Linked DNA regions of Homo sapiens: region 2 is linked to region 1. The links are chromatin loops, found by intact Hi-C in ENCODE. Cell type or tissue: A673. All regions are shown on one strand. Each heading gives the region's core, and the rest is flanking DNA. Links, peaks and the distances in the headings are about the cores only.

The links. Hi-C counts contacts between places; a loop is a spot of excess contacts. Peaks named below come from ENCODE experiments on the same cell type or tissue, not always from the same donor. Only the 100,000 strongest peaks of a DNase experiment are listed, where the experiment ranks them.
Region 2: it touches region 1 in a loop (3-fold over the local background); 13 of 110 quality-filtered maps call a loop at or near these places.

Annotation. Positions count from the first base shown.
Region 1 is chr2:36,451,648-36,462,054 of GRCh38, reverse strand. The region is part of intron 4 of CRIM1 (cysteine rich transmembrane BMP regulator 1); the gene reads right to left. Among named protein-coding and RNA genes, the nearest start is that of CRIM1, 100 kb to the right of the region's middle. RefSeq lists silencers at 575-869, 995-1,289 and an enhancer at 2,778-3,457. In A673, for the core only: a CTCF peak has its summit at 2,010 (motif pointing right); DNase peaks (open chromatin) are centred at 2,044, 5,364 and 8,614; H3K4me3 peaks cover 1,115 bases; H3K27ac peaks cover 5,337 bases.
Region 2 is chr2:36,399,891-36,410,297 of GRCh38, reverse strand. All of the region lies in intron 2 of CRIM1 (cysteine rich transmembrane BMP regulator 1), which reads right to left. Among named protein-coding and RNA genes, the nearest start is that of CRIM1, 49 kb to the right of the region's middle. In A673, for the core only: no CTCF peak of the experiment used is centred there; DNase peaks (open chromatin) are centred at 5,787 and 6,337; H3K4me3 peaks cover 664 bases.

The DNA.
Region 1 (10,407 bases), core at 1,701-9,700:
TGACCCCAGCTCCTGTCTCCTTGTTTCCTTCCCTGCAAAGCCTTCTGATCTACCTGTTGCCATCTTTTGACTTTTCACAGCTTCCCCTGAACGTGAAATTAGCATCTTAATCAAGAAAGAGCTGATGAAAGAACCACAAAAGGTAAAAATCTGGGCTTAGGTCAGATATCTATTGGGTAGCTATCTATTAGGTTAAAACCTTACTGAAACTGCCAGTTTTGCAGTTCGAAATGGTCAAATAGCAATTCCTTATTTTCAACATAATACAACTCACATGAGTTATCTTTTAACAGGTATGTTTACATTCACTCTGTCAGGTAACAAAAGGGGACCCCATCATGACCCATATTTGCCCAGGAAGTCTGTTATATCTACAAATGATATGAGTCCCATGTAGTTTTAAAAAATTCTTCAGTAAGATTATTCTAGATTCTCTGGTTAACACACACTGCAGGAGGTATTCTTCCCTTTCACCGATGGGAACAGGAGTTACACAGCTTAGTCAAGTGACCTGATTTTAAATAGGGTTTCCTGTTCTCTGTGTTTTCCACTAGAAGAGACTAGATTTTCCTCTACTGAGTCATGAACAGGAAATGCTGAACTACAGAAGAACTGACGCATGCAACCTGTACCGTCCTCACCACATTCTTTCTCTTCATTTTAATTCTTTTTGTCCTCCCTAATCTTTCCCTCCCTTTATCCCCATCTCTGGATAAGGAGCAAGCAAAGGAAAGGAGAACACAAAAGGGGCAGAGCAAACAGCATTTCATGAGAAAAGCTGCAGTGAGCTGATTTCAACACTTACCCCTCATTTCTGAAGCCCTCTCCCCAATTTCCAGTTCTAGTCCAATCTCCCCCTGCCCACGTCTCTGTCTCTCCCAAACCATGCTACACCCATCCTAAGGCTCAGTTCCCAAACTTCTGCAGTCAAAATTTATCTTCCATTACTCCTCATTTTATGTATCACTTTCTCAGCCTAGCATTCAACACTCTGAAGTCCATATAACCCTTTCTCAATTCTGTTTCCCAGTATTTCCCTTCATTTTCCATTGCTACGGTCATGCTCTTTTCTCCAAATAAGTCCGCACTTTGCTGTCTCTGCACTGCCTGCCCTAATGGCCTCTGCACATTCCTCATCCAGCCCTTATGCCCAGTTGTCTTTCTAGGCCAACCTCGGATAACAGCTTCTTCTCTGAACCCCCAAACACCACACTTTTCTTACAGCACCCTCTTTCTCTATTTTGTGGTAACTTGAGGACTCACCTTAACATAAGCTCTTCTAGTACCTATCATGTCTAGTCATATAAATGTTTCTTAAGTGGAAGTGAACTGCAGAGGAACAAGACAGGAATAACAGTAACACAACAAAACAAAAACACAAAAGAAAGTGAGGAGAGCACTGAGATTTCTCTACTGTGAATTCATAAAGGCCACCCCAGGCAGAGCTATTTGCATGACCTTGAGCAGAAGTGCTAAGGTTTTAAAAAATGAAACAAAACAGCTTTATTGAGATATAATTCACTTACGATAAGTATTCACCCTTTTAAAGTACACAATTCAGTGGTTTTATACTCACAAGGTTGTATAACCATCACTAGTACCTAATTTCAGAACATTTTCATCATCTCAAAAAGAAATCCTGTACTCACTAGCAGTCACTCCCTTTCCCCTGATCTCCGGCCCTTAGCAACCACTAATTTATGTTCTGTCTCTATGGACTTGCCAATTCTGGATAGTTCATATAAATGGAATCATACAATATGTGGGCTAAGGGCTTTTTAACTTCAAAGAAGATGCAACCTGTATTTGCAAGTAACCAGAAAAATAAAGCCTCTAATGTAATCCTTAGAGTTAATATAATGATCAATCGAGGTACCACATTAATAAATTTTTGCATAATGTAACCACAGCTGCAGCCAGGTGGGACTTGGTAAAGCTGTCTTTTTTTTTTCTCAAGTAGGTAATGGATTCAAGCTCAGTGGGCACCTGAGTGCCTGAGTACAATGGAACTCAGAAATCATGGAAACCCCTAGAGGGCACTCACCCCCTTAGGAGGTTCTGCTGACTGAAGGGCGGTGAGTACACATTTAAGCTTTCCCTTCATGTCCTTTGCTTCCTGGACTTCACAGACAATCCCAGGCAGGCCAGAAGGTCAGAGTCCGAGCTCCTGGGCATAGCTTGCAAGGTGCTCCTAAGTCTGCCTCTACCTGTTATTAGTTTCCATATTCTACTGGTTCCTGCACACACCCTACACTCCAGCAACAATGATGATCTGATGTCACTCAATCACCTGCCACCACCCCTTATCACTCCAGCCACAGCTCATGTCCACCCAGCCTCAAATCCCTGCCTCTCCCTTGCCCCTGGTGAATTCCCCACAACCTTAAGACCATCTACCCTGTAAGACCTTCTCTGGTCAAAAAACAAACAGGATTAATTTTCCCTCCTCTGACTTGCAACAGTACGTAACGGTAGTAACTCTTGAAGTGCATCGGCCCATCATACTAAATCAAAATCAGACTGTTTCTCCTGTGAATTCCTCTAGTGCAGGGGGCATGTCTTACTTGTCTTATAAATAATAGTAAAAAAATGATAAAGGTACCCAACCAATAATCTGAAATAAACTTTTTCATGGATACTAAGTCAGGGGTTAGACCATGTATTGTTTTATATTTTTTATTTTTATACATTTTAGACTGCAAGCTTCTAGGTACAGTGCTTTTCAAAATTAGTATGTGGAAGGAAAGACTATGGAATGTGTTTAAAATGCAGATGCCAGGGTACCCACTCAAACATTGTTTTTCTGCAGGTTTGGGGAGCGGCTCCAGAATCTGCCCATATAATAGGCTCTCCAGGAGAGTCTGCTGATGGGAATTTGCAATCCACTTTCCAAGAACTTTGTGCCTAGATGCGCAAAGCCTGGGTGGTCACAGTTTAATTTGTACTTTCCACTAAAAAAAAACAAAAAAGCAAAAAACAAGTACAACTAGTTTTAACATTATAATGAGAACAATGATTACTAGTACTTGTTTTAGATCACTTACAAAGACTCCTTCCTGCCTGAATACCATTGCTTAAAAGTGAGAGATACCACGAGGGAAGAAAAGAACAGAAATATTACCAATTTATCCAATACTGTCACCCAAAGAAGAAAAATGTGTGACTGCTAGCAAGCTACTTAAACTCTTGCAGACTGTTTTCTCATCCATAAAGTGAGACAGGTGGATCATAATAAACTCTTCTCTAAATATAAAATCCTTTGATTCTATCACTGCCATTCCCATTCCCGTCACTGCTGCAAACTGACCTCAGCTCATCCTCTTCTCACTCACCTGCACCCTGTCCTTCAGGAACATCAGTCACCTTGTGTCCCTTACTCCCCTGATCCTCCTCCTCTCCAAGCACCTCAACCTTCAGGCCCAGCTCAAGATAGGGCCTTTGCACTGGTGACGTTTTGTTTTTCGTGGGGGCATAATAATTATATAACTTTTTTTTCCCTACTAAAGAACTCTAAGCAAGGCCGGAAAAGAAACAACATGCTAGATGCTGTTGTCTCCCTACCACTAGGCATGTTTCAGACCCTACATAACTAAGCGCAAGGGTCAACAGTTTGTTTTACTACAATGACCAGAAAAACCTTAAAGGAAGATAACCTACAGGAGATTCCTGGAGGAGGCCACAGGGCTAGGAGTCCTGTTTGCCCCTCCCACAGCCCTTTCAGCAAAGAACAGGAATGCCCCTCAACCTCTGCCTCGCCCCGTCACCCCAGAGGTATCCTCCTGGTGTGGGTGCTGATGTTATCCTAACATTCCCCATAGTAGGCTCCTTCTGCAGAGGAGGCAGCTCGGAAGCAGCAAGCCATCATATTCCTCATCTTCCCCAGCAGACTCTGATCTTCCTCTGCCCGTATCCTAGAGGAAAACAAGTCAGTGAGGTCTTCTGGAAAAGATTTCTTTCAATACTGGATCTACTACACACCGGAAGTGAGTGCTTGAGGCCTTCAAAAGTGGAGACATGACCGCCTATAAATTAAAAACTACTTACAGGTGGGTGGGAGGTCGCCCTTTAGTCAGGAAACAAGGATAAATGAGGAGCAAAAAGGGCAAAGCCCTTGTGTTACTAGGATTCTACACAGTGTGTTAATGAAATAGCTTGTCGGGAATGGAAATTATAATGACATATAAAACACAGTGCTATTCTATAAAAAGTAGCTGCAACTTTAATTAAATTCGATGTACTATCTTTCTACTGATTAAATTTCTTACTCTTTCCAGGAATGTGTAAGTTTTTTTTTTTTTAAAGGCTGCAAATAAAATATCCAAAAAGAAACAGGTTTCCTATCTGAGGGTCCAACCCTTCTTATGGAAAACAGCACTCCTCCCTATGAAAGTTCCTTAGGCTCACAGTTTTCCTCGTGCCTCACCATAAGAGATTTACTACTATCTGTGTATGAATAACTAACCCTCCTTCACCCTTTCTCCCCTGTCTCAAGCTTATTCCTGCGTGATTTCCTGGCATTTACACCCCCTAACACTGACAGATGTGCTGTAGCCACAGCAAGTGCAGCCCTGCCCTGGGGATCACACTCTCCCCCCGCAGCCATCCCTCCCCTGTGTACAGTGAGCAGAAACTGTACCTTCTTCAACACTTTCCCTTTGAAGACCACCAGAAAAAATCACTCTGCCTTTCGTTGTTGTTGTTTTACGCTTTGTTTTTTTCTGGGGGGAGGAATCAAAGGACATGCTCACATGTAGGGAAGGTATAAGTTAAAGACAATTAGGTTTGGGTTCAGTGTATACTGTTCAGGTGATGGGTGCCCCAAAATCTCACAAATCACCGCTAAAGAACTTATGTAACCAAATACTACCTGTTTCCCAAAAACCTATGGAAATAAAAAATTTATAAAATAAATAAAAATAAAATAAAATATTCCCTTGCCTTCCTACTACTGGTAATAATAATAAAGCAGCCATTAAGCTCTTCTCTTCCTAGCTTCCTCCTCGAGGCTGGCATGTGGCTCCGGAAGCTTATCTTAAGGTGCTAAGTTGAAAGGAAAGTGGTATAAGCTGCAGGAGAACAGAAGTTGTAAGTCTACGTGGTTCCTATAAGAATTTAACAATTATCTTCTAGGACTCTGCCCCACAGAAAGTAGGTGTGGTGGGGAGAAAACAACGGCATCTTTCACAAATTACTACCTTGACGTGAGTGGCTAAAAAAAAAAAAAATCAGGGTTAGTTTTGAAGGGACTCAACCCCAGCGGTGGGTGGTGGGGGGGTGGAGACAGACACAGCAGAAACACAGCTGAAAGTAATCGCAGGGCCCGTGCCCCTGTTGAAATGTTACAGCTGGGATCTGGCAGAAATCCTGGGCCACTCAGTCCAGCTCAACAATCCGATATCACACATCGAGAGCTGGCCAAGTCCCAGGAACGGAAGGCTCCCTGCCTTCACTTCCGTAGGTCTAGGGGAAGACAATGGCATCTGCTTTCACGGCTGGTAGGATGGCTTTAGAGAGTAAGACAGGATGGGAGTGAGAGCTGCATGAAGGACTAGTTTGGAAAAGGAGGAAGGGAAACTGGCACATCACGCTGTGGAAAGGAGAACTGGGCTGGGAAGTGGAGAATAAGTTTTAGTTTAGCAACATAGGTTATTCCCACTTCAGAGTGGAATTTCCAACTGCCTCAGAAAATAGATGCTTTGGAACAATGAATCAGCTTGTTTATGAACACGTAATGATTTTGTAGCTGTTTACCGAGTGTGTACATGCAGCAGGTACTAAGCTGGATTGCGGCTGGGGATACACAGGGTTCTGGCCCTAAGTTTAGGGAATTTAGTTTAGGGAAGCTTTTATATATAACCACAAATGAGAACACAATGGGAGGTTGACTATTAAATCCTCTCCCCAGAGCACACAAAGAACAAACACCAACGATGTCTGGACTAACCTTCTACTTGAAAATCTGAGCAAAGCCTCCATTGCCTGGCTGCTAACACTCCTTCAGGCCGCCAGAACCATCTGGGGCCTGAGCTAGTGCTGAAACAGATGACTTTAAGCATGCATCCACTTGGATTCCTTTGGGCAGTCAATTCCCAGCCTCTCATCCTTGTCATCAGTGCAAAGTGAAAGACCGTATTGTCTCTCATCCTCCAAGGAATGCACATCCCCAGAGAGCACTGCTCTGGGACTCATCCCTTCCAACTGACTCCCCTGCTTCCTCCAAACTTTCCTCTGCAGACAAACTCCCCCATCCTCCGAACATATCACACAATGCACCACTCGAATTTGTTTCTAACATTTACCTGGCTCTCCCCTAAAGATTCTATTTCCTTATAGCCATCTCCAGTGAGACTGAGAATCCCCACATCCTACTCACTTATTCACCTGGGATGGAAGGGAGGTCAGCATTCTCCAAGTTGACCACTGGCTACTTGCACATGGTTGCTTTCCTCTCTCATGCAAACCTTCCCTTCCGGTGACTCTGTCTCCTATCCAACGCTTTAGAGGGCAGAGGTTTGGGGAATGCACTTTGGCAACAACACAGTCTTAGGTTCAAGTTCTGGCCGCTTAGGAACTATGTGACCTTGAGTAAGTTAAGTAATCTCTCTAAGCCTCAATTGTAGCCTATGTACAGTGGGGATGATTAAAGTACCCACATATCATATGACTGCTATGTGGATTAAACGAACTGATGAAAAGCACCCAGGATAGTGCCTGGAACACAGAAGCACACAACACCTGTTAGCTGTTTTATATGATTATAATCTGAGAGGCTTGAGAGTCTATGTGGACAAAGTATTTTCAATACTCTGGCCTCACTTGATCTTTTGGAATCCAGTGACCCTTGTTGCCCCCTCTACTTCGGTGACTCAGTCCTGCAGCCACAGCTCTCTGAACTCTCTGAAGTCACACATCCTATCTGCTGATCACAATGGTCCATCCTTCCAGTTCTCCCTGGCCCATGCTCTACCACACTGACACTTCAAAGTCACTGAGACATCTACTCCCCAGATCGTTTCCTTTTCTCTGCGGCCTGAACCTCCTCCTGACTGTACCTCTTTAACAACGGAGCCCAAAACCCACGGTGTTTCACTTGAACCACCATCTTCCTAACGCCTTTACCTTTCCTGCCTCTTTATCCTCCTTCTGTATCTGTCTCCCAAACCCAACTTACTTAATCCCAGAGATGGCAAACCTGAATCAGGCAGGAATCCTAGAAGAGTAGAGGGGGACTCTAGACACCTCAAGAAGGTCTGTGACCTCTAACAGGGCATCACTACTCATTCCATGCCAAAGGGTAAACTCAATGAGGGCATACCTTCCATGTACTCAAGAGAAGCCAGATTTTTACGTGAAGTATGCCAGTTTTTAAATATCAGTGACTAATTTAAAAATAGAAAAAAAGGGGCACATTAAAGAAAACATGTCTTGGGGTAAAATTCAGCCCCAAGAACTACTAACTGCAAACTGTGATTCAACCCTTTGACTTCCTCTGTGCTGATACTCAAGCTGTTAAGAGCAGCTAGAGAAAAGTCAGAGCTACTCTGCATCTTCTACCCTGAAGCCCCCCATCATGCCTCAGAGACCTCGGTTCATTCCTGACGATCACTTCTTCCATGATGCCTTCTCTAACTAGCAGCACAAAGATAAACAGCTGATGCTGTATGTGTGTGTGTGTGTTTGTGTGTGGTGGTGGTGAGGGGTGTGAGTGGCAGTTTGTGAAATGACCATCAAATGTGGGGGAGTGGGCACAGAGGGAAGGCATTCCAGATAGAGGAAAGAACACACTAAATTTACAAAGGCAAGAAAGAATACAGTGTGTTAAGTTTAAACTAATAGGTTAGCCCACCAGAAGTACACTATGTACTGAGAGGAGGACTGGGGTTATTATGGGGGTACTGGCAGGAGTCATGGCCAGAGAGGGAGGTCAGGGCTGAGTAATATGGGGCCTTGCCTACCATACTAAGAAGCGTCTTCACTTGTAAGAAACAGGAAAGTAACAAAACACCTTAAACAAGTAATGCAGTCTTGCAATGGAGTGGTTATCTCAAGAAAACCCAACATTGTCATGAATTCCCTTTTTCTTGAATCATAAAGGTAGGTGGGATTAGTGTTAATGTTTTAAGCTGCAAGACACATTACAAGTCGAAAAATCAACAACAGCCTAGAATGCCCTTCTCTCTTTCTCCATCTTGTGAACTCTGACTCATTCTTAAAGACTCAGTTCAAAAGTCAAATCTGACCGTTCTCCAAATAGGAATTAGCATGTGTTTGCTTTGCTAACTTTGTGTTTTTTGCACACTTCTACTACCAAAGCACACAACACTTTAAACTACAATGACTTATACATATTTGCCTTCCCTTTATAATATATGCTCTTAGACATCAGCGACTATATTTTATTCCTGCTGGGTAGCCCAATGCCTGGCACATGACAAATGCTCAAAATATCTGCTCCCTGAACAATCCAAGAACACTATGGGGTTTTGATGCTAGGACTTTTGCTGCAGACTAATTGTCTATCTAATTTAGTTAAAAGCATTCATTACTTACCCGTGCTAGGTACTGATGAGAATGAAATATATAGGGTGGGTCCTTGCCCTCAAAGAATCCACAATCTAATGTCTTAGGAATTATCATTAAAACTCTTCATGATCTAGCTATGGAAATCAAAGTCCCTGATCATATTATCATAAGAGCCATGACATATAACTTCCTTTCTTTTCAATCAAAAGCAAAGTCAGGAAAGAATAATTTACAAACCACTTGCTGTATAATACATTCACAACAGACTGACCAAGGCCAAGAGAAACCAGCTGTCTCTACCTCCTGGGTTCTAATTAGCAATTAAATGTCTACCAAATATAACCCTGAATTATCTGCAAACTGTTGCAACTACAATGATGGGGAACCCAATAAGCCATATCCAATGTAAAGGTGTACATGAAGAGTAAAATATATTCCGTGATTTGGGTTGCTTTTGGTATTTTCATTACAGGTAGGGCTTTTACATTTTAGACTTGCTTATTAGCTATGCAAGTAATTTCACAAAGCATTTTTGCAGAGCTGTTCTGTTTGCATGTGCCATGATGATGACATAGCAAAAGAGGGTATGGAGAGACCTCTGAGTTTCAATATTATCACGCTGTGGATTCCGCTTTCAACTTTACTGAAAGGCTTACGGAATTCAGTTAAGTTACCTTCTCTCAGTCCGACTCGGAGGGCCACATATACAGTGTCTGGTGATATCCATGACCACTCGGATTAAACTGGAAGCCACTGACTGAGAGCCTTCCCTGCTTGTTTTCGGGACTAAGACAAATACAAAATAAGGCTAGACACTAGGTCAAATTTAAGGTGAGATAAAAAAAGCCTAAGGCCCTAGTACAGGAAACACAGCACGCACGCATCTGAAGAGAATTATTGACAAATCAAACACTCTACTAGGGAGACAGTTCATTTCCAATGGGCAATGGCTTTACTTCTAGGAAAGCATATTTTCTTCAATCTGGGGATAGGTCCAATAATAACATGGAATTCCTACAATTATTTTGTTTTAAAAACATCAGAGTTTAATATAGACTCTGGCTTTTTTAGTCATGAGTTGACTCGCTCTTTTGGGCCAAAAATTACTGTGACAGAGGGCAACAGAATAGATGTTCTTTTCTTAGTTGAGAAAGATGAGCTTCAAATACACTTCCAAATTTTTTTCTGCATGTGTTTAAAAACAGAGAGAATGCTACCATAATAGTATGTCAGGAGTCAGGAATGTTTTAAATCTGTGCTGTGCTAATGCATATTTTACTTATTATATAACTTAATTTTATTTACTCCCAAAAAGCAGCTGGAGAAATTATTCAAATTAAAGGGAACGACAACAACAAAAATGAACTGAATTATGGAAATTTGTCTACTAACAGATCAATCTTAAAAAAAAAAAACCCAAACTGTTAAGTGCCATCTTCTCTGAGACACTATCTTAGAACAGATGGACATGATAATGAATTACAACACTCTTAATTAGATAAAGTCCCTTTGAAAATGCATATGCAGGGATAGTTAAAACTGGTTAGCTTGAGTAGGCATGATATAAGCAACTTAATTGCCTAGCACAATGGTAAAAAGCACATGGATCTACAGGAAATATTATTTGATGGCCTAAAAAAACTTAAAACTGTCTCCAAGAAGAAAAAAAGAAGTGCTTTCTGAGCTCTGAACATGACCCTGACAGTTCCAAGCCACCCTCAGGAAGTTTCTGGCTTTGACATATTTGTCAGGTTGGGTTGATGCGCACTGTGTTGACAGCCTCTGACTCTTGCGTGATCCTCCCACCTCCCAACACCCTCCTAAAGGCTTCAAACCGCAGAGTTATGGGCTGTAGCTCTGGAGATAAGAGTTGACAAACTTTGG
Region 2 (10,407 bases), core at 1,436-9,435, 51 kb after region 1:
CATTTGCTTTTCGGGAAATTGAAAAAAAAATCCCAGTGACAGAGAAAAGAATAATGAAGTGTAGGAAAACTAGGAAGTTGTCAACCAGAAACAAAAAAAACACATCCTCGATTTAGAGGGACATTCCAGTTCCTTAAAAACTCACACAGACATTAATTCATGTTAATTCCTTCCCTTTTCCAACTTTACAGGCACCACTTACTGCTGTCACCTCCTCCTGATGCAGAAAACACTTAGCAAGAGAAACCACGAATCAAAAGCAGGAAGGCACACTGTAAGAGTATATCCCTACCTTTGCATGTATCATCAACCAATGGGAATCCATTATTCTTATCTTAGAGCGTATGCACCATTAAAAGAATGGTCTCATAGCTTTTGAAACAAATTATTCAAATGCCCCAGAACAGTATGCTTAGTGAAGGTCAATATGAACTAGGGAATGAGTCAAATTTTATTATTAGAATGCTTCTTTAAAAAAACTCAAATATTTAATTTTAGTGCTCCTAAATACCTTTCTTAAGTTACACATTTCACAAAGAACAAAGAAGTGCCAATTCTAGAAGTAAACATATGTGTCTATAAATCACAAAGTAGCTTTTAAACTGATTAAAGTTAGCTTTGATTCTTGTTTATCAATGTCTTCTAGAATGTCTACCGGGCATAACACTATTCAGACTGGGTATGGCTGCTCTACCCTCATTATAACTCCTTGTGTCTATGATCTCTCCCACTAGACTTCTTAGGGCGAGGTCCTTTCCATATTCATCTCAAATGCCCCTATGCAATGGGCCAGCCCCAGGACAATCCTCCCCAAGTGAGCAGGGCTCAGTCAGGAAGGGGTATCATTGACTGCAGAAATCCTTGCTCCTTCTTTCTGGATTGAATTCAATATGAATTTCACAATTAAGATTAAAATGTGGGGATGCTGGCAGAGGTAACACTCTAGGGTACAACCAATCAAAAAGGGTAAATTTAAATTTAAAATTTTTCCTAGATTATAGTTACTGGTGGAAACGAGAGAAAGATGATGCTGGGCTTCTGAGGTGGAAAAAAACTAAAAGAATAGGGAGGGCATAGTGGGAAAAAGACAAATTTGGCAATCTTTACAATTTTCATGTAAGGTTAGCTCTATTAACCTTCAACAAGAACTGGAGGAAAGTAGGGCTTTGCTTAGTGGTATATTTTTACGTATGATGGTATGCATTCAGCCCTGCTTCCTCCCATTAGCAAATTATTTTCTTTTTTAATTAAAACTCTCTTTATTTAAAAGAGCTTTTTTTTTTTCCCCTCTGAGGATCTCTTAATCAAGATACTAGTAAATATATAATACTGGCAAGACAGGAGAGTAGAAAAAACACAGTGTCTAATAGAGATTCCTTACCTATAGTGATAAAATTATAAGAACATTTGAAATGATCACTTTTTTGACTGTCTGTGAGTTTATGCTAAAGTGGTTATGCTCCCAGACTCTTTCTTGAACTTCCCTTGCACAGACTTTTTTTTTTTCTTCTCATAAGCAGGATATAAACTGTCCAGCTTGGTTGAGTTGTCCAAAATCCCAGATCATGGTCTTGGAATACTAATTACACTAACTAACGAGGTTTTAATTGCCTGACAGCTCCTGCTTATGCAAACCCTCTGGTTGATGGAGACAAGCCTGGGGCTGCAGCTCCGCTCTGCAGGAGGCGGAGAACCCCTGTGGACACAGAAGGGACAGCTCCAGCTCCCCTTAGAGGGAAGGGAGCTCTGCCATGGGGAGTGGTCTCCACTCACAGCATCCTTTGCCAGCAGCTCAGAAGGCCTCCCGGGCTGGGATTCCAGATCCTTTCTCATGTCAGGAAAAACCTTTGTGGGGGCCAGGGCTTAGCCGGACACAGCTGGGCAAAGCAGCAACTCAGCAGCTCTGTGTTACAGAGCACACGCCGAGCCCTGGGAAAAACTGAGAGGTCACCTACAGCCAAGTCAGAAACCACAAACACGCGCAGGAGTGCTCAGGGCTACCCCAGCAGTGAACATGTCACCCTGCTAAGGTCAGTCATTAGACCAACATTTTTTAGGCATCCTGGGTTGGTGAAGTTTTAGGCACGGCCCTCAAGAACACCATTTATCTGGCTCAACCTGTCAGGTTGTTTTTGTCCTTGCAATATTAACAATAAGTCTCTTTTAAAAACACATAGTAAGTACATTCTATTTAATCCTGAAATAAAGCCCAGATGTAGCAAAACCTGCTCACCTACAACTTCTGGTGCTCCTTTAACCAACCTGGGATTAGGTATGGAAAGAGGACAGAAAAGTGCTTGAACTAGGCACATCTTTGGACAGAAGAGATGGCTTCAAAGCTCAGAGTTAAGAGTTAAAGCAAAGAAGAAGGTGAAAAAAAATCCATGAATGAATGGTATAGAACATTATTATGCTGTTTACAGATGACTGTATAGAAAGTATCACTCTAAATGTCAACTGGAAAATTTGTTTTTTATACCAATCCTTTTTGTAACCTAATGTGTAGGAATAAAGAGGCTCCTTTACACTCACACTCCTGTTGGTAACTGGACATAAGATATTTAATCGTGACTTCCTTTTTTTTTTTTTTTTTTGACGGGCACAAGAAATCACAACAACCAGAAGGTCGCTGTATGACTTCCAACAGTTAAAATGCAGGTATAATTATTCAACCAACAACTGCTCCTCTCCAACTGGTCTCAGGCCAAGTTCCCTGAGTTTCCTGTTTTTATTTCCCAGATAATTTGAAACTGGTTTCTGCCTTTTGGTAACCCTTTTATTTTCCTGGTACCAGTTATCAAGACATCAGAACAACGATTTAAAACATGTTTCTAAGGACAATTCTCCCCAAAATTTGTATCTGTAACAAAAAATTTTTAAATATTAACTGTCAACGTAAATAAAAGTACACTACTTACAAAAATATGTAACTTTGTCTACACTTTCTTTCCCAATGACATCGCTAGAATTTAAAATGAAACACATGTACTTGTATTTTAAAGTCACTTTACATATCTGTGTTTACAGATATACATATACATACACACGAATATGTATATGTGTGTGTGCTTCTGTATATATGCTCCAAAAAAGAAAAGACAAAGAATATTGTCAATTTGTGATTGTCTTTACAAACAGAGTGGGATAAAATTTAAAGTTGCATAATGGTCTTACTGCCTTATAAACAAGTACCTTTGATGGCACTTGGGAAGCTAAAGGAAAAATCAGCTGGGACCTTGATGATAATGAGATCCCTGACCCACGCAGAAGGTGAGGTTAAACGTGTTTTCCTTTGGTCAAGGGAAGGGAATTCCAGATCCTCTGCTCATGTCAGGAAAAACCTTCGAGGGGGCCAGGACTTAGTGTTTCTAAACTTGATAAGCAGTGTTAACTGGATTCCTCTAAAATAAACTTTTTAAACAAATTATATGAGCTAAAGCAACACATTCACAAGCATAATACCACTTTCAGATGTAACTAGCCTAAGAAAACTAGAATCTATGATGAGTAAGTTTGATGAAGCAGCTGTGTAACTTAAAATTTAGGAATCTGTACACATGAAAGTCCTGAAGCAAAGAGGGCATGGCCCTTGCAATACAGAATGCTTGGTTTCAGGACGAGTAAGAGAATCAGTTTGAGAGGTTATCTTTTTTTGTTTTTTTTTGGGGGGGGGGGAGGGGTCAAATATTAGCAGAGTTAAACTAGTAAGACTTATCAAGTTTAAAACACTAAGTCCTGGCCCCCACAAAGGTTTTTCCTGACATGAGCAAAGGATCTGGAATTCCCTTCCCTTGACCAAAGGAAAACACATTTAACCTCACCTTCCGGGTGGGTCAGGGACCTCGTTATCATCAAGGTCCCAGCTGATTTTTCCTTTAGCTTCCCAAGTGCCATCAAAGGTCATATATTCCACTATCAATGAGTATATTAACAGCAGTTTGGAAAGGCCAAGAGCTTTCCCCAAAATCCTTTCCCTTAAACTTCATAAACCTTATAAAATGTACAAAACCCACCCATTTCCATCCTCCCTCCAATGGAACAATTACAGTGGTGATAATTTGTAACGACTGTCTTATTAGTTTAACTCTGCTATATAATACTCTCATAGTAAACAGCAATTATATTTTTGGAGAACATATAATTTAATTTTCAGTATATCTGATTTTGTGAATTAATGATTATTTCTAATACAGTCAATAACATATTAGGAAATATTTTGAAATAATGGCATTTAATGCCATACAGGAGATCAATATAATTGCCAAAAAAAATCCATAGACATAAAGTTTTAGACATATTTGTAAAGTTTAGCAAAGACCAAATGGGTAAACCTATGAAAAGGATCAACTCTATTAAAAGCAAATGATTTTTCCAGCATCCGAGTCCCAGGGTTTGTTTTGTCCCTTACCATGAGGTCCTGTATAATATGAAATATTTCATTTTTAATTTAACATTTACTTGAGAAAAAAATTTTTTAATTGCATAATGAAATCATTACCATGTATTAACATTTGAAGCAAAGCAATGTATAAGATATGCTTTTTTAAAAAAACAATGAAAGAAGTAGTGGAAATCAAAATTAGGTCCAGTGACTACTTGAAGATATGATGTTCTCTGACACCAGCACAACAAATCCATTTCTCTGTGCAGCGAAGTCGATTCACATAAACACTCTATAACTTTTCTACTCAAACTGTGGTGAAAATGGGCAGCAGCAGCTTCTCCTGGGGCTTGCTGGAAATGCAGATTTCCCTAGCCCTAGTCTAGTCCTAGTTAAGCCAGCTCTCTGTGTGACCATCAAGCTCTCTCAAGTTTGAGAAACTTAGGAGACACCCTCAGTGCATGATACCCAGGCTCCCCATGGACCTTCAGCTCCGTATGGGACAGCGGGTAGGGGCAGAGCTGGGAGCCTCTGTCTTCCCTGTACTTATGCAATGGCAGCAGGTTTCTTGCTACAGCTGAAAAGTGTCTCCATGAAGCGGTTCTAGTGGCAGGAACATTAAGAGGAAATTCTGTTGCACTATTTCAAAGGCGGCATGAATGCTAATACTCCCAGCTCCACCAGATCACATTTACTTGGGTGTTTTCTGTGAGCATTTTCTCCCACGCACATAAAAAATACCCAAAATGCTTTTGAGAAAAAAAGTTATATAAATAAAAAATGGCATAATATTTCTTTCTAAATACTAAAGATTTGTTTACTGACAAACATTACAGATGACATAAGATTTACAACATTTTATTAGGCCACACACAGCACAGGGTTGTACTACAGCCTCTAGACCAAGGACGAGGTAACAATCGAGAATAAAATTTAGCACGTACGCTTTACTTGTGTAAAGAAAAAAAGGAAGTGAAATAAGTGAAATGTAAAAAACTAAAAATGGAATAAAAAACTCATGATATTACCATTTCCTTAGGTAGCACTGAAATAGTAAATTTAGAGTACAGGATAATTAAGTTAATGATCTGAGGCAACTGTTATCTGCGCTTTTAAAAATGAAAAGAAAAAAGGCTATAAAACAGAAGTCTTTGTGTAAAAATTAGTTTCATTTCAGAGAACATAGCCATACAATGTAAAATCAAAATATAAAAACAAAAAAACAAAGCAAGCTCCCATAGTATATTGAAAATGTGTTGCAATTTAGGTCATTTAGAAAATAGTCCTCAGGTAAAAGCAAACTAAATTTGCCCTAGTGAATCTGAGGTGTAGTGGCACATGGCATGTGCTCAATACATTCTTTTTGAATGAATACATGAATAAATGCATGAATGAATCAACAATTAAAGCAGCTCTAAACTGAAAGCGGTCGCCTCGGAAGGTACTTGTAGAGAATGCTGAGTACCTTCTGGACTGAAAGAGTCTATGACTATAATCCTATTTCTTGACCTCTCTATCCAATTACTTAATCATTTCAGTGCTTCTACTCTGAACTAGCCCTAATTCCAGGTGTGGGTCTGACCAGCTCTACTATAGTCAGATACTTTTAAAGGCTTTTTTGAACAAGGGAGTATAAATTAGTCAACCAATCAATTAACAATTAATTAAAATAATGTATTCCATTTTATACATCTCAATATCATGGGCACTGGCAATTGTGTTTTAGACTTTCACTTGGCTAACAGTAGCAACCCTTGGATTTTCTTCTACCATGCTAACAGAGGAGTCACTTCCTGTGCCAGCTTCCCTGCACGGGGTCCTTTTGTATAAGATACACTTGGTATCACTCTTGGTGTGTTAACATTGCCAGTCACTTTTTTCCTCCATTATGCACATTACTGTCACATTAATCTTCCTAAAAATGCTCATACTCCTCACATCATTTATGTACTCAAAAAGTCATTAGACACCACAGTCTCCCTCAGAGGGTGACTCATAAATTCTTATCTCCAGCTCAGATCTCTCTCTGAGTTCCAGACCTGTAACTCTCATCCTCCCCTTGATTCTCCATAGATACCTCAAACATAACCAAACAGAGTACCTACCTCATCCAACCTCCCACAAAGCTGCTCTCCTTGTATTTCACATTCTAATAAATGACACCACAATATATCCTATCATCCTCCCAAAATCTATCCTGACCACCTCCTCTCCAGCATTTATCTTGATAATAGTCCTCCCACAATCTGGAAGTCTTCCCTTTCTTCATCCCCGAAAGTCAATCAGCCACTGAAGCCCACTGATTTGGCCTCCTTAGTATCTTCCTATCTGTACCTCTCTGTCCGTCCTCTCTTTTCTATCCAAGGCTGCTCTTAAACTCTCCTTCCCTTCTGCTGAGCCAATCAACAAATTTCTCAGAGTTGGACCCAATTCCTAGTTCCTCCACAAAACCTTCCTTGATTTATCCATCTTATGAATGCAACACGGTTCTTATTTGTCCACTCAATATAAAACAATGATGTATAGTATCACACGCCAATTTTTGATTGTCTATTTTTTCTCTATATAGAGGAAATAATTCAAAACAGCCAAAAATCATAAACCATTCAACGTTCTCCAAACGTTTTCAGCTAAAACAGAGGAGAATTATCTAAAGCCCTAAGTGTCTTCCTCCTTTTGCAAAATGTTCACTGTGCAAGCAGCACTAGGTTCCACATATTCTACACCAATCTAACCCATGTGATGTGTGATGCAGCAATGATGAAAACACATTTTATGGATAACACAGACACCTCTTCAGCCAGTTTCTGCCTGGTGATAAATCACTGCAAAGTAGGTTATTCTTATTTTTCTATACAAACTCCTGATGAGGTTATAACTTTTTCTGGAGAGATTTGACTTTTCTCAGGGATATCTCTTTGTAATTATACACCATAGAGCATGTATGTATGAATTCTACTTAATGAGTTACTGAATTACATTTAAAAATTGCTTGTGACAAATAGTTCTATGTGGATGTCAAATTTAATTTGCCCAAAACTCCTGGGTCCTTCCTAAATCTGGTCCTCCCTCTAGTAAAGGGCACTACAATTTGCTTAAACTCCACATCGAAGAGTACTCTTTGATTTCTCTTTCCCTCAACATCCATATTAACAACTCCTGCTAATTCTATTTCCAATGGTATCTCGAATGCACCTAATTCTCTTCATCTCCAGCTCTCAGGTACGAGTCCCCATTATCTCTTACATGAACTACTAAAAGAACCCCTACCAGCCAGCTCTGTTCATACTCTTACATCTCCCTACCCCAACCAGTCTCTTTTTCCACCATATTCATCTTTTAAAAGACAAATCATGTCAAACCTTTGCTCACAATCCTTTAATGGCTTTCCTGTGTACTCATCACAAAATCCATACATCTCATCATCTTCTACAAGGGCTCAGGTGGTCTGGCCCTTACCCCTCCCTCCCCCCCATTCTGGTCACGCTGTTTCTTCTTGCTAGTCCTTCAACACACCAAGCTTGTTCTCTCCTTAGAGCTTTTGCAGTTGCTGTTCCGTCCATATGGAATTCTCTCTCCTCAGGTCATCATAAGGCAAACTCCTTTGGGCTTTGAGATTTCAGTTTGGACTGCCCTTCCTTCATAGAATATGTCCCTGAGGTCCCTGAATACAGCAATTTTCCAAGTAATTCTCTATCACAGCATACTGGTTACTGTTTTCCAAAGCTTTTATCATACCATATGCTATTTTCTTGTTTATTTATGTATTTACTGCCTGTGTGACCATCAGGCTCTCTCAAGTTTGAGAAACCTAGGAGACACCCTTGGTGCATGACACCCAGGCTCCCCATGGACCTTCAGCCCTGTATAAAAATGTGGGTGGGCACAGAGCTGGGAGCCTCTGTCTTCCCTGTACTTAGGGGATGGCAGAAGGTTTCTTGCTACAGCTGAAAGTGTCTCCATGCTAGAGTTCCGGTGGCAGGACTTCAGTCCAAGTCCCCCTTTGGAGTTAAGCTCCATGAGAGCTGTATCCTCAACAACTACAACAGTGTCACGTATGTATCTGGCATTTCATAAATACTTGCTGGATGAAATAAACAGATGAATGATTTCCAGGGTGTTTTATATTCTTCACCAAATGTGGCATGGTTTCACATTTCTGATTAATTCTTGAATTATGACCACTGAATTACAATAATTTTTTTAAAAGCCATGTACCCAACTTGGAATTATAGGCAAACTTAAAAGTTCAACTTATTCACTGCATCATGGAAACCTTTGGTATTGACATTACTTATGACCACTGAGCCCAGAGAGACCCCTAGAACACACCTGTGGCAGCTGCAGAGGCTGGCGCTATAGAGGCTGGCACTGCTTTTACTACTGCATCAAACTGATGTGCCCATGGTGCACTAATTTAACTTTTGTGGTGCTCAGTCTAACATATCCCAAATCACTGATGAATAAGTAGTAAGGCACGGAAGCATAAACTTTGTTAAGATCAAGGTGGGATAACTTGCAGGTCATTCCCTTTATCAGACTTCTTCCTTAGAAAATACAGATCACTCTGACAAACTATTCTGCACTAAGCCACGGCTGACTGTTATCCAGTATCCTATTTCCTTTATATTTTTAACAAACTGATTTTATGGTGATATGTTCAAGTATTTTAGAAAAGAAAACACTGAGTAAAATTGAGGACCAACTCCTTTTAAACAAACATAAGTAATACACAGGAACTTTTTCAATGCCCAGAAATTTCCAGTATTCTCCATAAGTCTATAACATTGAAATGGCCTGCAATGACTTCCACACGTTTTAAAAAATGTTATAGCAACATTTCGAATTCATTTTCAGCATCACCACCAAAAACACAGAAATGGAGACCCATGTTTTCTCATTATGCTCTGCCAAGAATACCATTCTGCTTGCCCTATCCCCACCACTGCACACCCTTAATACTATAAACTACTCAAAGAAGAGTCCCTAAAAGGAGGCTTTAACTAGACTATTCACCTTCCTGTAAGAGATTCGAGAGCAAGTCTAAATTCGCCAGGTCATCCATCATCACTGCACTCTTAACCCCTCCTGGCTTTGCAAAATCACCCATGCCCTGTACAAGCCTCCCTCCCAAATCCCATTCTGTGCCTTCTAGAGCTTATCAACAAAATTCTTTCTGCCCTCATTCTTCCATCTGGATGTTCCCTTCACCTTCTTGTGTAAATTGAAACCTAGGTAGTACCTGATTACTCTTTTTCCCTTGAAGTCTTCTCAAATGGGAATGGCTTTATCTCCCACATTCCATAAATCCTGGAAGGGGCATAGGTATCCTCTTTGTTCTCACTGCTACTTAAAGATCATTCTTCCTTTTCCCCTTTAAAAAATAAAACTTTCTCCACTTGAAGCATAAGCAATTAGGTTATCACCAGCCACACGGAGGTGTGGCATTTACCTGCAGAACCTCTGGCTCCATGTCTCTTCCCTGCTACTATTCCTTGGCATCTTCATCATTGGTAGAGGCACTCCATCCTGACTCACCTATCTGACCTCCCACCCCCAGTGATGTTGTTCTTCACCCCTCTTCAATCAACTACATCATCCATAGTAATTTCTAACCCTCATTACAACCAATAATAACTTTCTCTTCAAGTATTCATTTCTACTTGCTTCCTTAGCTATCTCACTCCATTAATTCTTCAATCCCACTAGAACCTCCCCTCTACTCTCCATATCACTGACTCCCTGATTTTGTCTCCTTCTCAGTGTAGATTAAATGGTCAATCACCATAAAGTTCTCTTATATAATCATCAATCCCCATGACTCCCTCTCTCTCTTTCTACCAGAATGGTCAAGAAAATACCCAACCGGCTACCTCTCTACCTAAACTGCACACCTACATAAGAACTAGAGAAAATCACGCAACTGTGCTGGCCAGCCTCTTTTCAAAGGCATAACCACTAACCTCAAGTAAGCTGTCAGCACCAGTAGGTGACCCTACTACATTTCCCTAGTTAATTCATTTGTC